2 separate regions of the Mus musculus genome follow, and region 2 is linked to region 1. A link is a loop called in an ENCODE intact Hi-C map of the cell type or tissue named here. Cell type or tissue: left cerebral cortex. All regions are shown on one strand.

The links. A loop is a pair of places that touch in the nucleus more often than their neighbours do. Peaks named below come from ENCODE experiments on the same cell type or tissue, not always from the same donor. Only the 100,000 strongest peaks of a DNase experiment are listed, where the experiment ranks them.
Region 2: it touches region 1 in a loop (3-fold over the local background); 1 of 42 quality-filtered maps calls a loop at or near these places.

Annotation. Positions count from the first base shown.
Region 1 is chr5:116,443,849-116,446,348 of GRCm38, reverse strand. Srrm4 (serine/arginine repetitive matrix 4) reads left to right here. Exons shown (of 13, transcript NM_026886.3): 13 at 1,475-2,500. The coding sequence ends at 1,781. All of the region lies in intron 2 of Srrm4os (serine/arginine repetitive matrix 4, opposite strand), which reads right to left. Among named protein-coding and RNA genes, the nearest start is that of Srrm4os, 6.4 kb to the right of the region's middle. In left cerebral cortex, a CTCF peak has its summit at 1,555 (motif pointing left); DNase peaks (open chromatin) are centred at 985, 1,687 and 2,062; H3K27ac peaks cover 1,119 bases.
Region 2 is chr5:116,893,346-116,895,845 of GRCm38, reverse strand. No RefSeq gene overlaps it. Among named protein-coding and RNA genes, the nearest start is that of Gm42010, 14 kb to the right of the region's middle. In left cerebral cortex, a CTCF peak has its summit at 1,081 (motif pointing left); DNase peaks (open chromatin) are centred at 314 and 1,070.

The DNA of each region.
Region 1 (2,500 bases):
GCCCCTAAAACGATGGCATTTGTTTCAAAACCTTGGAATCTTACCAAGCTTCTAATCTGCTAGGCCTGCAGTGGGGCAGGGACCTGGATAGCATGTGGAACGAGAGAGCTTGTCCTGGAGACTGCAGAGAAGACAATAGGCCAATTGGAGGACTAGTGTGTAGCCTAGGGGGTGTTTGTTCCCACAGGGCAGGGCGCTGTCCCGGTAGTACAGCCTGACCTTAGTGGAGATAGTCCTATACCCTAGAATACTCAGATGCCAGCTTAAAATTAAACTATTCGTGATCACACCCTTAACCAAGTTCAGAGAATGCAAGTGTTACCAGGATATCCAAAGGCTTAAATGGAGCTGTGGTGAGTTCCTGGGGGCACCTAGAGCCTTTTCCTCTCCTAAGGCTGTTTCTCACCCACAAAACAAGGCCTCACTCCCCAAGAGTGTCACGTGGAGGAGATGAAAGGGAACGAGAAGAGGTGACCTCGCTTTGTAAATTTAAACGCAGGACACACTGTGTCCTATCATTATTGACTCAGTGGTCAGAAGAGGTGAAAGTGTGACCTGTGACAGCTAAGGTCTCAGGGGAAGCGCTGTTTGCAGAGAGAGGGCAAAGGCTGTGAAAGAAATTGAATTTCTCAAGCTTTGAAACCTGGGAGAATGATTGGAAAGGCTGGATACCACCCCCCCCCTCTAAAAAAAAAAAACTAGGTTATCTTTCTAGCCATCTCCACTCATCCCAGAGACCAGCAGGAATCCTGGAAGCAACATTGTATCCTTCCTGAAGAGGACCAGGAGGCAGAATAAGGACAGGGGGCCCAGAGTGATGGATGGGCCTGGTCAAACAACCAACAGCGCTCTCTTCCCTGCATCTAGGCATCCATGAGTCTCTTGGCCACTGGTTACCCATGCTGCTTGGCTAACTGATCGTGGATGTAGTTCATTTTCTTAAAAATCAGTGTGTTCTTTTTCACAGCACCCCCCCCACACACACACACACCCCATGAACTTATTTTTAAAAAGAAACTATATACTACAGCATGTGGAAAAGCAGTCTCTTCTGCCTAGAAACAGAACCTACTAGGAATAGATGGTTCTAGTAAAAGTGAAAATAGCGAAACAAAACTTCAATCAAAGTGGCAACGCAGACACTGTTGCTAACTGGGAACTCTGAGCCCCAAGCCTGATTTGTTGATTTTTTTTTTAAGTGACATTATCACTTTTTCAGGATAGACTAGCACTAGAATAGTCTTTTCTTTGGTCTTGGAACTACCAGGGGGTTGGGGGATGGGGGAAGAGGTGGAGTATGTTGTTTTGTTGGGGGTTGGTTTTGTTTGTTTGTTTGTTTTTGTTTTTGTTTTGTCTGGTTTGCATTTTCTCACTAAGAGACTGGGGGATAGAAGGATATTGTTTTCCCTGAAACAGCACTGGGGCTCCCTGAGAGCAGATTGAACCTCATGCTTCCTTTCTCTGGTCTCTACAGTGCCCGCAAACGCCCCATCCCCTACTACCGACCCAGCCCCTCCTCGTCCAGCAGCCTCAGCAGCGCCTCCTCCTGGTACAGCAGCAGCAGCAGCAGCAGCAGCAGTAGCAGCCGCTCCCCTAGCCGCAGTTACTCCCGGAGCCGGAGTCCCAGTCGGAGCCACAGCAGCCGGAGCCAGACCCGGAGCAGGACGCGGACCAGCCGCAGCTCCAGTTCTCGCAGCCTCAGCCTGGGCTCCCGGAGCCGCAGTCGGAACCGGAGCCTGAGCTACAGCTCGGCAGAAAGCTATGCCAGCACGAGGCGCTAAGCGAAGGCCCTCCGTCGAGCCAGCTGCCCACCGGGAGGACCTCTCTGTACTCTGCAATCTCCTTTTACTACCTGCCCTTCAGACCATCTTCCGGGTGACAGATACGAAACGCTCCTGGGTCCTGTCCTTTATGCTTTCCTGGGAAGGTGGCATGGGATATAGGGACTTCTATTCCTTTGCCAAGCTGCTAGGAGCCTCTCTACCAGCGCCATCCTGGGGCTCACGGGGGTTGGATGGAGAAAGCCACCTGTGGAAAGCTATAATCCATGACTCAAAAGTTTGGGCCTGGCCAAGACATGTGGAGACAGCTCTGTTCCACTCACCCACTGCTCACAGTATATCTCCTAAAGGTCAGGGTTAATCCGTCCCCCCTGCCCACCTCACACCCCGCCCTTGCCCACTAATTCTGTCTTATGGCTGCACAGTTTGGAACCAGTGTTGGGAAAAAGAAGAGAGCAAAAGTGGTTGAAATTCAAGATAAGAGCTCAGAGCTTGGATCCAGACAGGAGCAGGGGCAGGTGGATGTTGGTGTCACTGACGGTGGGTTTCAGGAAAGATTGGAAATGAGCTCGCTATAGCTGCAAAGAGTCAGGTCATCTGCCCTCCTAGTATGTCAGCATGGTCAGGGAAGGGAATCCAGCAGGTTCCAACTCTGTGGCGGCCTGTACACGGGGCCCTGTGACACCCCAGGGACAATAAGGCGACAGTGGAACAGTCAG
Region 2 (2,500 bases), 450 kb before region 1:
TTCACAAAGGTGGAGAAACAGTTGAAGGAGATTCCCAACATCAACCTCAGGCCTCCATGTGCACACACACACACACACACACACACACACACACACCCCTCAATGGAAAGAGAGAGGACATAGCCTGCTTTGTGTATGCATTACCCACAATCCACTGCTGCCCACCCTCCTCCTTCTTTCCTCCCGTGCTCTGCCTCCTCCTCACTTCTCCGCTTCCAATTAGGGCTGTCGAGGATGCGTTTCTAACAAGGAGCTGTGTGCAAGGAGCCCCCCTAATGATTTCTTTTTCAACATGTCATGCGTCAGGAGGCAGCCGGGAACAGAGCCGCTTGGTGTGAGCAGCCCTGGCTAATTAGGTTTCTGGCTGCCTTCTCTCTGCACCCACCCCTGCCAGCCTGCCTCGTCACACCCCGTATTGGCTCAAATTCTGCTGGCTGTCTGGGATAATTTGAAGGTCCCACGCAGAAGTACGCCATCCTTTACATCTATTAAAGGTTTCTCTGCTGGAGGCTGATAATGCCAAAACTAATTAGGGAGTTCTTTACCCGCTTCCCCCCCCACCCCCCATCTTGGGGTACCTTCTTCATGGGTGATCCTGTAGTAGTCAGGGGGAGGGGTGGTACCACCCAAGGGAGGCCTGCCAATTTGTAGAGACACCATTTGACTGATGGAGAGACTAGAGAGTGGGTGCTGCCTTCTGTGAACCTTTTTCTGGGTAAACATAAACAAATTCCCACTTTCTCTCTGGGTAGATCATGGAGAGCAGATCTAAAAACAATTGCCAGGGTCCAGCTTGGCAAATGAATGAGCTCACCTGGCTTCTAAAATCATGGGTGAAGGCATAGATGGCCCCCAAGAGGCTATGTCTCTAAAAAGTTTCACCCCAGAATGAATGATGACTTCCCCGTTGCTGTCTAGATGGAGTCTCCTCTTTAGTCAACCTTCAAATGCTGTATATACTGTGTCACCTCCCAGACTTAAAGAATGAGGGCCCAATAGGTTCTCTCTTGAGGGCGGCTGTGAGTAGTTACAGCCTTCCGGTCAGAGGTTGGCTTTTCACAGTTCACAATGCTCTATAGCGCCATCTAGGGGAGGAGCAAAAGGCAATCTTCTAGTCAACTCAGTTGTGTGCAAGAGATGATTGCATGCTCCGGAGACCCAAACAAACGCACTGAAAATCACCATAGAGGGCAGAGGGCAGAGGGCAGAGGGCAGAGGGCAGAGGGCAGAGGGCAGAGGGCAGAGGGCAGGAGGAACCTTTGCTTTTGCTTTAGGAAGGGCATCGGGGAGGGAGAAGGAGTTCCTGTTCTCTGAGAGAAGACCTGAATGCTCCTGGCTCATTCTGTTTGTTTCCTGTCTGGACCCCGAGGACCCGCCATGATGTCAGGCCCACAGGAGATTCTCAACTGTCAGTTCTGGAACAGCTGTTTGCACAAGCTCTTGACCATGGGACATTCTAGGGCTTGAATGGAATTTCATCGAGTGTCGCTGAGCCAACGGGGGTTCAGCGAGGAAGGGCAGAAACCAAAGTAGGCATTTGAATAGAGAGGATTTGATGAAGGGATCTAGGAAGATGTAGGTTATGGGTGGATAGAGGAAACAGCATGACTGAGCATGCGCTGTTGGAGGCCTAGTGACAGAAGGATGCCGGTAATGACCAACCAACCCCCATTGCCTTGGGGACATATGGAAAGAACAGCAGAGAGAAGCTATGGAGAGGGGGCTGTGGCATTAGGGCTCAGATCTAAGAAGGCATCACATCCATCTGAGATGCCCTTGGAGATGGGTGATAAGGAGTGTAAACGGCAGTTGGAGGCTTGAACCTCTTCTTGGGAGAGGTGGAGAAAGCTGGCTGTAAGACACTGTTGGGAGGTGCCTCACAGGAAGCTCTTCTCCCTAGCCTGCCCCTTTCCATTTGCGTTCTGTCCTTTGAGGTCGGGGGTGTTGCTCTCTTCCAGCTATTGACAGAACCAATGAAGAAACTCAGCAGAGAAATGCAATGTGCAGACCTGGCATCGCCAGCTTGATGCAGGTTATCGAGCAAGACACACCGAGTCGACCACCCAGACAGCACCCAAGGCAGGGGGAGCCCAAGGGTAAGACTGGGCTCTCTCAGAGGCAGCGGTCTATCCAGAGCCTATAGACTGGGAATATGGATAATTACACACAGTTCATTAATTACCTCGGAAAGCAGATGTCACAGGGTAACACGAATGTGTCTGAGAGGCTCTTCCGGAGGGAAGAGAAGCGACCTGAAAAGTTAAGAGGCTCCGCAGGAGTAGGGGTAGGACTGAGGAAACGGAAAGTACAAAGGTCAGGGGGCAAGAGGGGGCGGAGCTTTGGGAGCTGGGAAGGCAGGTAAGGCAGAGCATGTGAGGGGAGAGATGCACAGGGGAGATTCTCACTGCTCAGGGTTCCCACCTGCCTGCTCCTGACACCTCTCTTCCAGCTTGAGGACAGGCACTGAGGTCTTTCCAGCTGAACTCTACCTTGGTGTGCG